Regions from separate parts of the Homo sapiens genome. Here region 2 is linked to region 1. Evidence: chromatin contacts called from ENCODE Hi-C or POLR2A ChIA-PET data. All regions are on one chromosome and are shown on one strand. The core of a region is the stretch at or near the end of the contact, and the rest is flanking DNA. Distances in the headings are between cores, read along the strand shown. Region 1 overlaps USP24 (ubiquitin specific peptidase 24). Region 2 has its middle 280 kb from the start of LINC01753.

Evidence for each region. A loop is a pair of places that touch in the nucleus more often than their neighbours do. ChIA-PET counts read pairs that join two places held with the same protein, here RNA polymerase II (POLR2A).
Region 2: a map of IMR-90 shows a loop between it and region 1 (3-fold over the local background). The contact joins two enhancer-like sites. A Hi-C loop is called at or near these places in 1 of 168 maps with a recorded cell type or tissue (IMR-90). POLR2A ChIA-PET finds 5 or more read pairs at or near these places in 1 of 52 experiments (activated T-cell).

What each region holds. Positions count from the first base shown.
Region 1 is chr1:55,138,603-55,144,202 of GRCh38, forward strand. It overlaps USP24 (ubiquitin specific peptidase 24), which reads right to left. Exons shown (of 68, transcript NM_015306.3): 21 at 5,525-5,600; 22 at 4,377-4,517; 23 at 4,140-4,193; 24 at 3,014-3,129; 25 at 342-408; 26 at 6-116. Among named protein-coding and RNA genes, the nearest start is that of USP24, 74 kb to the right of the region's middle. Within about 2 kb of position 2,134, at least 4 of the 41 ENCODE cell types and tissues checked have a DNase peak (open chromatin) inside an H3K27ac peak, as active enhancers do.
Region 2 is chr1:55,665,617-55,671,454 of GRCh38, forward strand. No RefSeq gene overlaps it. Among named protein-coding and RNA genes, the nearest start is that of LINC01753, 280 kb to the right of the region's middle. Within about 2 kb of position 3,920, at least 6 of the 41 ENCODE cell types and tissues checked have a DNase peak (open chromatin) inside an H3K27ac peak, as active enhancers do.

The DNA of each region.
Region 1 (5,600 bases), core at 884-3,383:
CCTACCTCGACAGTGAAGGTATCTTTGGTAGACTCATAGGTAACATTAAGGGTTAAAAGATGTCCATGAAATGAGGCACCATGAGGTAGAATAGTTCGTGGAACAGAGTAAAAATCCTTAAAAAACGAATAAGTCAAGTCAGATGGACAGCACCACTGATAAACACATCAAAAATACATATCTATGTATATATGATGAATGAAGATGCTTTTTTAAGAAAAGAGAGGCTAACTGGGTGTGGTGGTGTGTGCTAAACTCCCAGCTGCTAGAAAGGCTGAGGTGGGAAGATCGCTTGAGTCCAGCCTAAGCAACATACATCTTAAAAAAAGGAAGTGGCTTACCTCTATAGTGATCACATAGCGCTCTGCCAGAAGCAGCAATCTCTCAATTATTACAAGTTTAGTAGATCTATAGATTAAAAAAAAAAAGTATTAAAATGTATTTGAAGTGTGATGATCTGAGCTCAGTTCTAGTCTGTTTCACCAAAACCACAATAACAGTTAGCACTCACTGGTCAAAGACTGAAATTTGCAAAGATTAAACTTCCCTTTTACCCAATGGGGAGGTGGTTCTACAAGCTCACAGCTGTAGCATACAGATGGAATAAGGGAGAAGCCTATACCTCCCCATGTTTCCTTTCCTTTTCTTTCTTCTTTTCATTTCTTTAAACAGTTATTCCATAAATGGAGGACCTGGGTTTCTAGGCCTATCTGTCCATTAATTTATCAAGAATGAAATGAGTGAGTCTGACTTTATCTTATAACTAAAATATGATATACAATTCTGTGAACACATGAAATCTGACAAAGTTCTGAACTGCCTGAGAATTAGAAGACAAATGCAAATCAGTAAGTACGACACAAACAAAAGTTGCTATCTAAAAATGAGATCTGAGGTCTCTTTTGGTTGAAGACTTATGGAATCTTACTTATCATTTGAAATAATCAGACTGCAATATTCATCAGCTTATATAGTCATAGCCCCATACTTTACTAAAAAGAACATTACATGTATTAACATTAAGAAATGAAAATCCAAGTCCCCTTAATTTAAACATTTTCTATTCCAGAGAGTCTAGATATTTCAAAGAGGTATATTTCTAAAACTGAAAAGAGGTACTACCATTTTTTAACAATTGGTCTGGTATGCTGATTAGCAGTACCAAAAATTTCACTCTAAAAACAGCTGGTTAAACACATTTTAGCAGTTCTATTAAATATACTTAACAGAGTTCTAAATTATTCCAGTCTATGGGCAAGAACTAGAACTTGAAATTCAGACGAAAAATTTTTAGAAAATATCTAAGTCCATAATAAGTGAGTGAACTATTTTTTAATTATGCCTCAATAATGAATTAAATCACAGACAGTATTATGAAATACTGTACAGATGACAGAAACCCCCCCCACCCCAAGTTGGAACAATTATGGATACTGAAAAGTTCTTTCCAAACTAGTGAAATGAGATAAACTACAATGTTCTGGTTCAAATTCGACTTTGAAGCTATATATTCTTATTAACCCTATTTAGAGTTTATAATATTTTAAAATTATTATGTGGTTTTCTCTGTAGTCCACCAAATATGAAATGATTCCGAATAAAAAGCACTTAGTAAAGAGAAAAAAACAAAAAGCATACTCATTTAAAGAAGTAGGAGTTTGGACATCCTAACCCAATAGCACATAAATATACTTACATTCGAATTTATCAGATAAATGAACCATTAAGGAACTGAGTCATAGAGATGGCTACATATTACAAACACATAATTGGGAATTCTTAATACACATTTTAAATGAAAGTCTATTTGAGAAATACTTCCAAGAATGTGGGAATGTGAAAGTCATGTTAGTGTTCTTATCATGAGTTGAATCTATCATTACTTCTGCCATTTAAAAAAGAAGTCTGAGAAAGCTGAGTTTATTGGCTTCCTTCATATTAACAAAGTACAGTGACACAATACTCAACTCATTTTAAAAAAGAAGAATGGAAGAAAGGACTCATTGCTTTGATTCCCCTTTTTAAAGGAAGGCTTTAACAAGCAAAGGAATATCCCGTTGTGAATAAGAATAGCCATTCTAGAGTAGAGAAAGACTCTATGAGTACCCATCACTAGAGGGCAGCAGCAGAGTGAGGTAGGGAGAGCAAGTCCTTCTCAGAGCACTCGCCAGTTTTCTGGGAAATAATGACGTGGTGTTGCTTACCAGCAGAGGCTCATAAAAAACCCACAAAAGTATTTTAGTTACTTCCATCTAATGTTCCAAATTATGCATGGTTTCTCCTATATCTCCTATTCATGAAATCTGAGTTTAGTGAAATCTGTTATCAGAGAACTACAGCAGACACTAAACTCAAGATTTCATCAATATCTGAAAACTCAAAAAACAGCAATGTGATTGAGACAATGTCAGTTTAAAGTTTTCACACAAACATTTGGGGATAAAGTTCTCACTAAAAATTATTTTGAAAAATACTTTTATTATTTGAATAATATTTTAGTGACTATGATTATAGTCACTAATCATATGCAAGCATAATGCATACTTTTAATTAATCATCTTCTACTTCATTCTGCTTACCCTATTAATGCCCTGAGTTTGACTATTCAAGGAGAAAAGCTATATCTAAGTAAATATTTTTAACTTGAAAAAAAGTAGTTTTCATACAATGTATGTGTATTGCATTCTAAACAGTAAGTTATTCATACTACATAGAATAAAAGTAAAATGAATCAAATAAAAACTAAAACAAGAAGACCTGTCCACCAGGTAGAAGGATAGGGACAGGGAAGTACTCGGGTGGTCCTGGTGATGACCTACACACAGAACTTCCAAAGAGGCACAGATTCAGGGATGTATGATGGGGAACATGTAATTCTCAGGATTATGACAGCTTGCAAAAATTATGATATAAAATGAGGAAATCAATAACTGAGAAACCTACATAAAAAACACCAATCATTTTAAAAAACTGACATATGTGTGTTGTGTATTTTTCACTTCTGATCACTTACCTATAAGGAGACTGAACTGAGGTTGCTACAGTTGGCATGGCAGTTGCTGTAAGCATTTTTGTTGCTCTGGTCACAGCATGTGTTAGAGTGGGGCCACCAAGTGCTGAACTGGCTGCCTAAAAAATACCAAACAGTCATTCTCTATCAGGGTTTCTCAACCTGGACTCTAGTGACATTCTGGACAGGATAATTTGCTGTTGCAGAGGGCTGTCCTGGGCATTCACTGTAGGATGTTTAACAGGATCCCTGGCCTCTACCTACTTAGGGACCAGTAGGATGCTTCTAGTTGGACAACCAAAAATGCCTCCAGATATTACCAAATGACCCCCAGAGGCAAAATAAGCCCCAGCTGAGAACTAGTGCCCTATATATGTTAACACTTACATGGGACCTCATAAGGGGTATTCGAATACTTGAATTTTTTTTATAATGACATATTTGGATAGAAGTCACAATTAGGGAAATACCGTACATATTCTAGCACATATTTATCACCAGAAAGCTTAACTTATTGGAATTGGGAGGCAGTAGCATTTTATGCTTTTGGAACATTTTTGCTTAGATGTAAAACTTAAGCATATCAACTGAATATGAATGTTTAAGGCTTTAACCGTCATGCTGGAAATAAAAGAGATACATGTGAGCTAGCATTACACAGCAGGCTTCTAATGGACAAAGACAACCAATACCACCTACTACTAACTGTCTTGCTGTGGCCTTTAATAACATTTATGGTATAACTAGGTGAAACATGAAGAAAAACAAAAAAAGAAGCAGTGCTTATATAAAATACCTGAACAGGAAAAGAAAAAAAAGAAAAAGATTCTATTACAAATATGGAATGTATAGGTGACCTATTTTCTGAAGATAGTTCCTATACTCCAAAAGGGGAGGAAGGTGGATGGAGTGGGGAAGACAGGTGGTGAGAGGGAGAAAGATTTCCTATAGAGTACACTTATATACTGGGCAAACATCTGTTCCCTATGCCACAATATGGTACTGTTGATAAATTCTTCAATAGGATCCAGCCACAAACATCAACATTATAAATTATCTAAAAATATAAAATTATGAAAGAAAAAAAGCATTTACCTCAAAGAGATGTTAAATAAAATTTGCTACTCACTTCTAATCTTGTGTAGCAATCAGCAATGAATTTCTTATGTAAAGATACTGAATCCTGAAAGAGTATATGGAAATTACAATTAGTCCTTGACATTTAGTTGTAATCATTATTCAGGACAAAATATCAAAATAAAGAAGCCAATTTTTGGTCATGCCAAGGATCACAGCTTATCACTAAAATATACATATAATTTTCTGCTTTTTTGTATATGGATAACTTCTTTCCTTAGATACCTACCTTCTTTAATCTAGGATTTAGATTAATGTAACTATAGTTTATGATTAGCTGAATAGCTTCATTAGCAATTTCTTCATCAGGTGATTCCATGGCTATTTTCCAAATGAAATCCATTCCTATCAATTCCAGCTTTTCTACATACTGTTCAAAAGAAAAAAAATTAAATTATAAAGCATATCAAGATCACAAAGTTACAAAATCACAGATAATTATTTTGTTACATCATGAGTCCACACCTCTTCAGTTCAATATGAATTAAGGCTGCAAAACCTCAGCTATATGAAAATAATATTATACTGATATGGAACTTTAAAAAGCAACCAACCACAGAAGCACTGGGCAAATTCCACGGGAACCAGGATAGGTACAGAGATATCTCTTCAGACATCCCTAGACCCAAACTGGACACACAGCCCAACAGGCTACTGAAGCAGAAATAGAGCAGGAGTGAGATGGGCACCATCTTCAGGAGCTTTTCTTCAAAAGGAAACAGTCAAGCCAGAAGTGGTCACTAATTCTTGGGGCTCAATCTGGTCTTTCTAAAGCTCAGTAGTAAACAGTAGGACCCAGGGCTTGTAAAATCTTGTAAAAATTCTAACCACCCAGGAAGCCATGTCCTGAATAAAAAGGACTTGGAAAAAGAGTTAATAAGCCTTTTTTTTTTTTAAAGGAGCATGTGTAAATATAAACATAAGCTGTACATCCTAGTTTTCCTGCCTCACTGTCTATTCCTCAATTTTTCTCCCCAAATCCCTGCCACTGTGATCCCAGGACGAAGACTGTTCTTGCTTTTTTAGGTACATGTGAATTGCTGGATCTGAGGAGTTCGAAGCTTAGGTGAACTATCCCTGCTCTGCATTCATGTGGCCACAGGAGGCCACTGGCTGTCCCTAGATCAGCCAGAAACAGAGAGATGTGAGAGAGAGCAGTGTCCTCGCAGGTAGCTGGTGAGGCATGGTAGTGCAGGTAGGAGCCTCCCTTACACTAGGAGAAGCTCTGTCATCAACATAGAAGCTGGCAGTCAAGGAGATGCTGTTCTTTACCAAAAAAATCCATGTTATCTCTCAATTATAACACTTTTTTTTTTGCTGAATATCAAGTTATACTAGATTATCCAAACTATCTAGATTTGAGAATAACGTACTTACCAACTGAGCTCCTTGTCTTTTCAATCGATGATCACAAAGATTCACATTTTCAAAAAAAGTTTTAAATAAGTTAAAA
Region 2 (5,838 bases), core at 2,670-5,169, 530 kb after region 1:
TATACTATGTATATATACACTATATATACTATGTATATATACACTATATATACTATGTATATATACACTATATATACTATGTATATATACACTATATATACTATGTATATATAGTGTATATATACTGTATATGTTATAGTGTATATATAGTATACATATAGTATAGACGTATACCGTACCATGGTATAGTATAGACGTATACTGTACCATGCTATAGTATAGATGTATACTGCACCATGCTATACTATAGACGTATGCTGTACCATGGTATAGTATAGACGTATGCTGTACCATGGTATAGTATAGATGTATATATATATATATATATATATATATATATATATATATATATATATATACGGCTCCATCCAAGTTGTTGCAAAAGACATTACTTCATTCTTTTTTATGGCTGAGTAGTATTCCATTTTATATATATAGTACATAGTGTTTATATTATATATCACATATGTATATACTGTATATATAGTATATTCTATGTATTATATAGTCTATATTATATACAGTCTATATAATATATAGTATATACTATATATACTTTTCCTCATTCTGACTATATACTATATATATACTATATATAGTATATGTAGTGTATATATACACCATATATACTATATATAGTATACATACCATATATAGTATACTATACATACCATATATAGTATACATACCGTATATAGTATACTATACTTACCATATATAGTATACATACTATATATAATATATCTGGTGTATATATACACTATATATACTATATATACTATATATAGTATATGTACACTATTTATAGTATTTATAGTATATATACTGTATATATAGTATGTAGTATATATACTATATATTATGTAGACTATATATAATATAGACTATGTGTAGAGTATATATACTATATATAATATACATATATAATATATATAATATATAAGTAGTATATACTCTATATTTATATGAAATGGAATACTACTCAGCCATAAAAAAGAATGAAGTAATGTCTTTTGCAACAACTTGGATGGAGCTGTATATATATATATATATATATATATATATATACACTCTACATATATACGTCTATACTATACCATGGTATAGTATGCGTCTATACTATAGTATAGATACATGTATACATCTATACATGTATAGTATACATGTATACATGTATACATGTATACATGTATAGTATACATGTATAGATGTATACATGTATAGTATACATGTATACATCTATACATGTATAGTATACATGTATACATCTATACATGTATAGTATACATCTATACATCTATACATGTATAGTATACATCTATACATCTATACATGTATAGTATACATCTATACATCTATACATGTATAGTATACATCTATACATCTATACATGTATAGTATACATCTATACATCTATACATGTATAGTATACATCTATACATCTATACATGTATAGTATACATCTATACATCTATACATGTATAGTATACATCTATACATCTATAGTATACCTGTATACTATAGTATAGATACATGCATACATGTATACATGTATACATGGTATACTATACATCTATACTATAGTACAGATACATGTATACATGTATAGTATAGATACATGTATACATGGTATAGTATACATCTATAGTATAGATACATGTATACATGTATACATGTATACTAATAGATACGTGTATACATGTAGAATATAGTATAGATACATGTATACCATGGTATAGTATACATCTATACTATTCCATGGTATAGTATACATCTATACTATATCATGGTATAGTATACATCTATACTATATGTATAGTATGTATATATACATACATATGTACTATATGTATATATATACTGTACCATATACAGTATATATACACCATATGTGTACATAGTATATATAGTATATATTATATAATATATACTGTATATAATATATATTATATACTATATATAATGTATATAATATATATTATATACTATATAATGTATATAATATATAGTATATACTATATAATGTATATAATATATAGTATATGCTATATATAATGTATATAATACATAGTACATACTACATATTATGTATATATTATATAGTATATACTGTATATATATGTAAAATGGAATACTACTCATTCATAAAGAAAAATGAAGTAATCTCTTTGCAACGACTTGGATGGAGCTGGGGGCCATTATTCTAAGTGAAGTTAACTCAGAAATGGAAAACCAAATATTGTATGTTCTCACTTATAAGTGGGAGCTAAGCTATGAGGATGCAAAGGCATAAGAATAATATAATGGACCTTTGGCACTCACAGGGGAAGGTTGAGAGAGGGGTGAGTGATAAAAGATTACATGTTGGGTACAATGTACACTGCTCAGGTGACATGTGCACCAAAATCTCAGAAATCACAACTAAAGAAATTATCGAGGACTGATGTGGTGGCTCATGCCTGTAATCTCAACACTTTGGGAAGCTGAGATGGGTGGATCACCTGAGGTCAGGAGTTCGAGACCAGCCTTGTCAACATGGTGAAACCTTGTCTCTACTAAAAATACATAAAGTAGCCAGTTGTGGTGGTGTGTGCCTATAATCCCAGCTTCTTGGGAGGCTGAGGCAGGAGAATTGCTGGAACCTGGGAGGCAGAGGTTGCAGTGAGCCAAGATCGCGCCACTGCACTCCAGCGTCAATGGCAAGAAAGCAACTCCATCTCAAAAAAAAAAAAGAAAAAGACAAGAAATTATTCATGTAAGCAAAACCACCTGTACCCCAAAAAGTGTTGAAATAAAAATAAAAAATAATTATTTTTAAAAGTATATTAACAATAGAAAAAAAGATTTATTTAAAATTGGACCATTAAGGTAAGATTGAAAAGTTAAGAAGCTTGAAATTGGTGTGTGTGTGTGTGTGTGTGTGTGTCTGTGTGTGTGTGTGTGTCTGTGTGTTGGAGAGAAGGAGAGAGAGGGATAGTATATAGTGAGAATGAGGAAAAGAAGGGATAGAAAGTATAATACCAAGCACTTAGGTTACAAGGAGCTGTGAATGAGAATTCTCCAATTTGCTGTGAGTTTCCTAGCCAGGAAAGCAGAAAGTTAGGCTAATTTTATGTTAAAAAATCTTTGATCCTAGTAGTGATATATTATCCTGGGTGATTTTTCTTCTTACAGTGATGACACTGGCATTATGGGAGGGATAATTCTTTATTGGGTGAGACTATTTCACATACTGCAGGACATGGAGCTTCCCTGGCCTCTCTACTTGCTAAGTGCTAGTTGTATCCTCCAGGCACAACTGGACAATCAAAAAATGCCCTCATGCTTTGACAAATGCCCCTTAGGGGACAGTGTGGCCCCTAGTTGAGAACCACTGAACCTAACCCATTTGGTTTCAACAAAAGAGAATGTCAAGATTCAGAGAGTATTGTAGCTAACTGTTCAGGATCACACAAATCGTAAATGTCACAGCCAGATCCAAAATTCAGGTTTCTTGCCTCTAGTTTGGTTTCTATTAATGTTCCATTTCTCAGTGTTTATTTTGTTTTTAATAGACAGTTGATTTTACTTTATCAGCCACATACTGAAGCAAACCCACCTTTTGTGTTTGAAGATTATGCTTTAACTTTCCAATCTGTAAACCATTATCTTGTATGGAGAGACACTGGAAAAAGTTTTCCAGTTATCTCTTGGGCAGAAACCAGAGGGCCGCAGTACTCTTGGAAGCTTGAAAAGTTCTGAGTGAGAAGTCAGGATGCCTGATTTCCTCTACCTAGACTGTGCCAACGTGATATCTTGAGATTTCCCAGGCCAGCTTGACTCAATGATTCTAAGAATTTAGACAGAAAAGCCCAGGCTCTTCCTTCCTTGGCTGCATTAATGAAGGAGTGGCTGAGTGTCTCAGCCTGTGTGTTGCTATCATGACGTTCACTCAGTGTTGAGAAATGCCTTACAGATGCTGTGCTAGGTAAGGAGGAGCCAAATGTTTTCTAGCTCCCTTGGTCAGCACAGGATTGCCTGGGACCTTGGAGGAAAGAACTTTGCATTTATATCTGAAATATGACCTGAGCTTTTCTGTGTCTACAGCCTAAGTCTGTGTAACATTGATAGAATCTAATTCTCCCCTCAGAGCTTCACTCTGAGGGTACTGAACTCACATGGTTATTGGGGGTACTCTCTGACATAATGGGAGAATTCTTTGCCTGTTTAAGGCCGTATATTGTGGCAGAGAACACTAGTGCTTACCACAGGCCTGGTTTCCTCTTTTCTCAGGCACACAGCTAAGCCTCATCCCAGCCCTTTGCACTCATGGTAGAGCCAGTGGCAGGTGGGTAGTAGTGATGTATTCTCTTCTGCACAGTACTCGATCCTCTTTTTTTCTGTGGCTGCCTTGGAGGTCACATGGTGAAGATGGCAGTGCCACAAGATGGGAGGAATCTGAGCTCTGAATCACCGTGAAGAAGTCTGCTGGATGAACACTTGCTTGCACCGTGGAGTGGGCAAGAACTCTCAAATCTCAATGGCTTAACAACAAAGCTGTGCTTGTTATATAGATGATAGCCTCCCTTGACTAACAAAATTGTTAATACAACTTAGCCGACTGTGAAAAAAGCACATGAATGAAGACTTCTCTCATCTTCCCATAGCTTTCTATCTCTATCCCTCTGCTGTTAGGAGTGATTCTGAAAAGAATACTCAGAACTTACAGATAATTTTAATTTTTGTGTGTCTTTATCCAAGTGGTTCCAAAATCCACCCCACTCCCCAGCACCATTGCTGTTTAAAAGGCAAACAAACTTACTCTATGTGACCTTAGGAAGGTCATCTTACAGATGAGGAAACTGGTGCTCAGAGAAGCCAGGTTATTAGGTTGTGGTGAAGATTAAATGAGATCATGAATATGAAGCAAGGAGCACAGTGGCTGGCACATACAAAGCGCTCAATAAATGTCAGTCCCAACATTCTTCATTCTCCCCGAAGAGCAGAAGACTTTGTTTGCTTCCTGTCAAAAGAATCACTGAGCACAGGGAGTGGTAGTTCAGGGGTGAGGTAAACAATTCCTGATCCTCTTATCCCAACTGCAGCCCTGTATAAAATCTCATTTTTGTTTTTTGTGAGGTACCTCAGACTGGAGCAAGTATTGTTTTTCTAGCCTTGGCTTTTTGGACAAATAGCTGCTGTTCTTCTCTGGGCTTTAGTTTCTCTTTAGAATAGCAGGGCTGGACTAAATGAACTCCAAGAGCCCTCTAGCTCTGCCAGTGTGGAATTCCAACTTAATATGAGAAGACTGAACGACTGTGGAGAGAAACGCATCAAGGATAGGGAATGGGTTGGAATAGAGGCTTAGCTGTATCACATAGCATGTCCCAAAGGACATAAGCCATGCTCCACGGTCATCCAGAACAGATTTATGGTCTTGAAGTTCATAAATAATCTCTGGATGGTGGAATCATTTAAATACCAGTGACATTGGATGCCACAATAGGGGACCAAGCCCATTCTTCTTAGAAACTAATGTTATTGTGAACTTTTGCAGGATTGGATTCACACTTGCTTTCTTTTCCTTTTTTGTCTTTTCTTCTTCCTCCTCCTTCTACTTCTTCTTTCTTCTCACTCTGTCTCTCCTGGCTCCCCTCTTTTCCCCTCTCATCCTTCCCTTTCTTCTTCCCTCTTTTCTACTCCGTTCTATTTTCTCAGTCCTGATTTGCTACCGAAAACTAACAAATTTCCCATATTTAAATAACTTTACTTCTTTCACTTCTTTTTGACACATGTGCTTTATTATCTGGGATTCAAACCAACTTATTTAGTTTATTATATTTTTCTCATATTTTATTT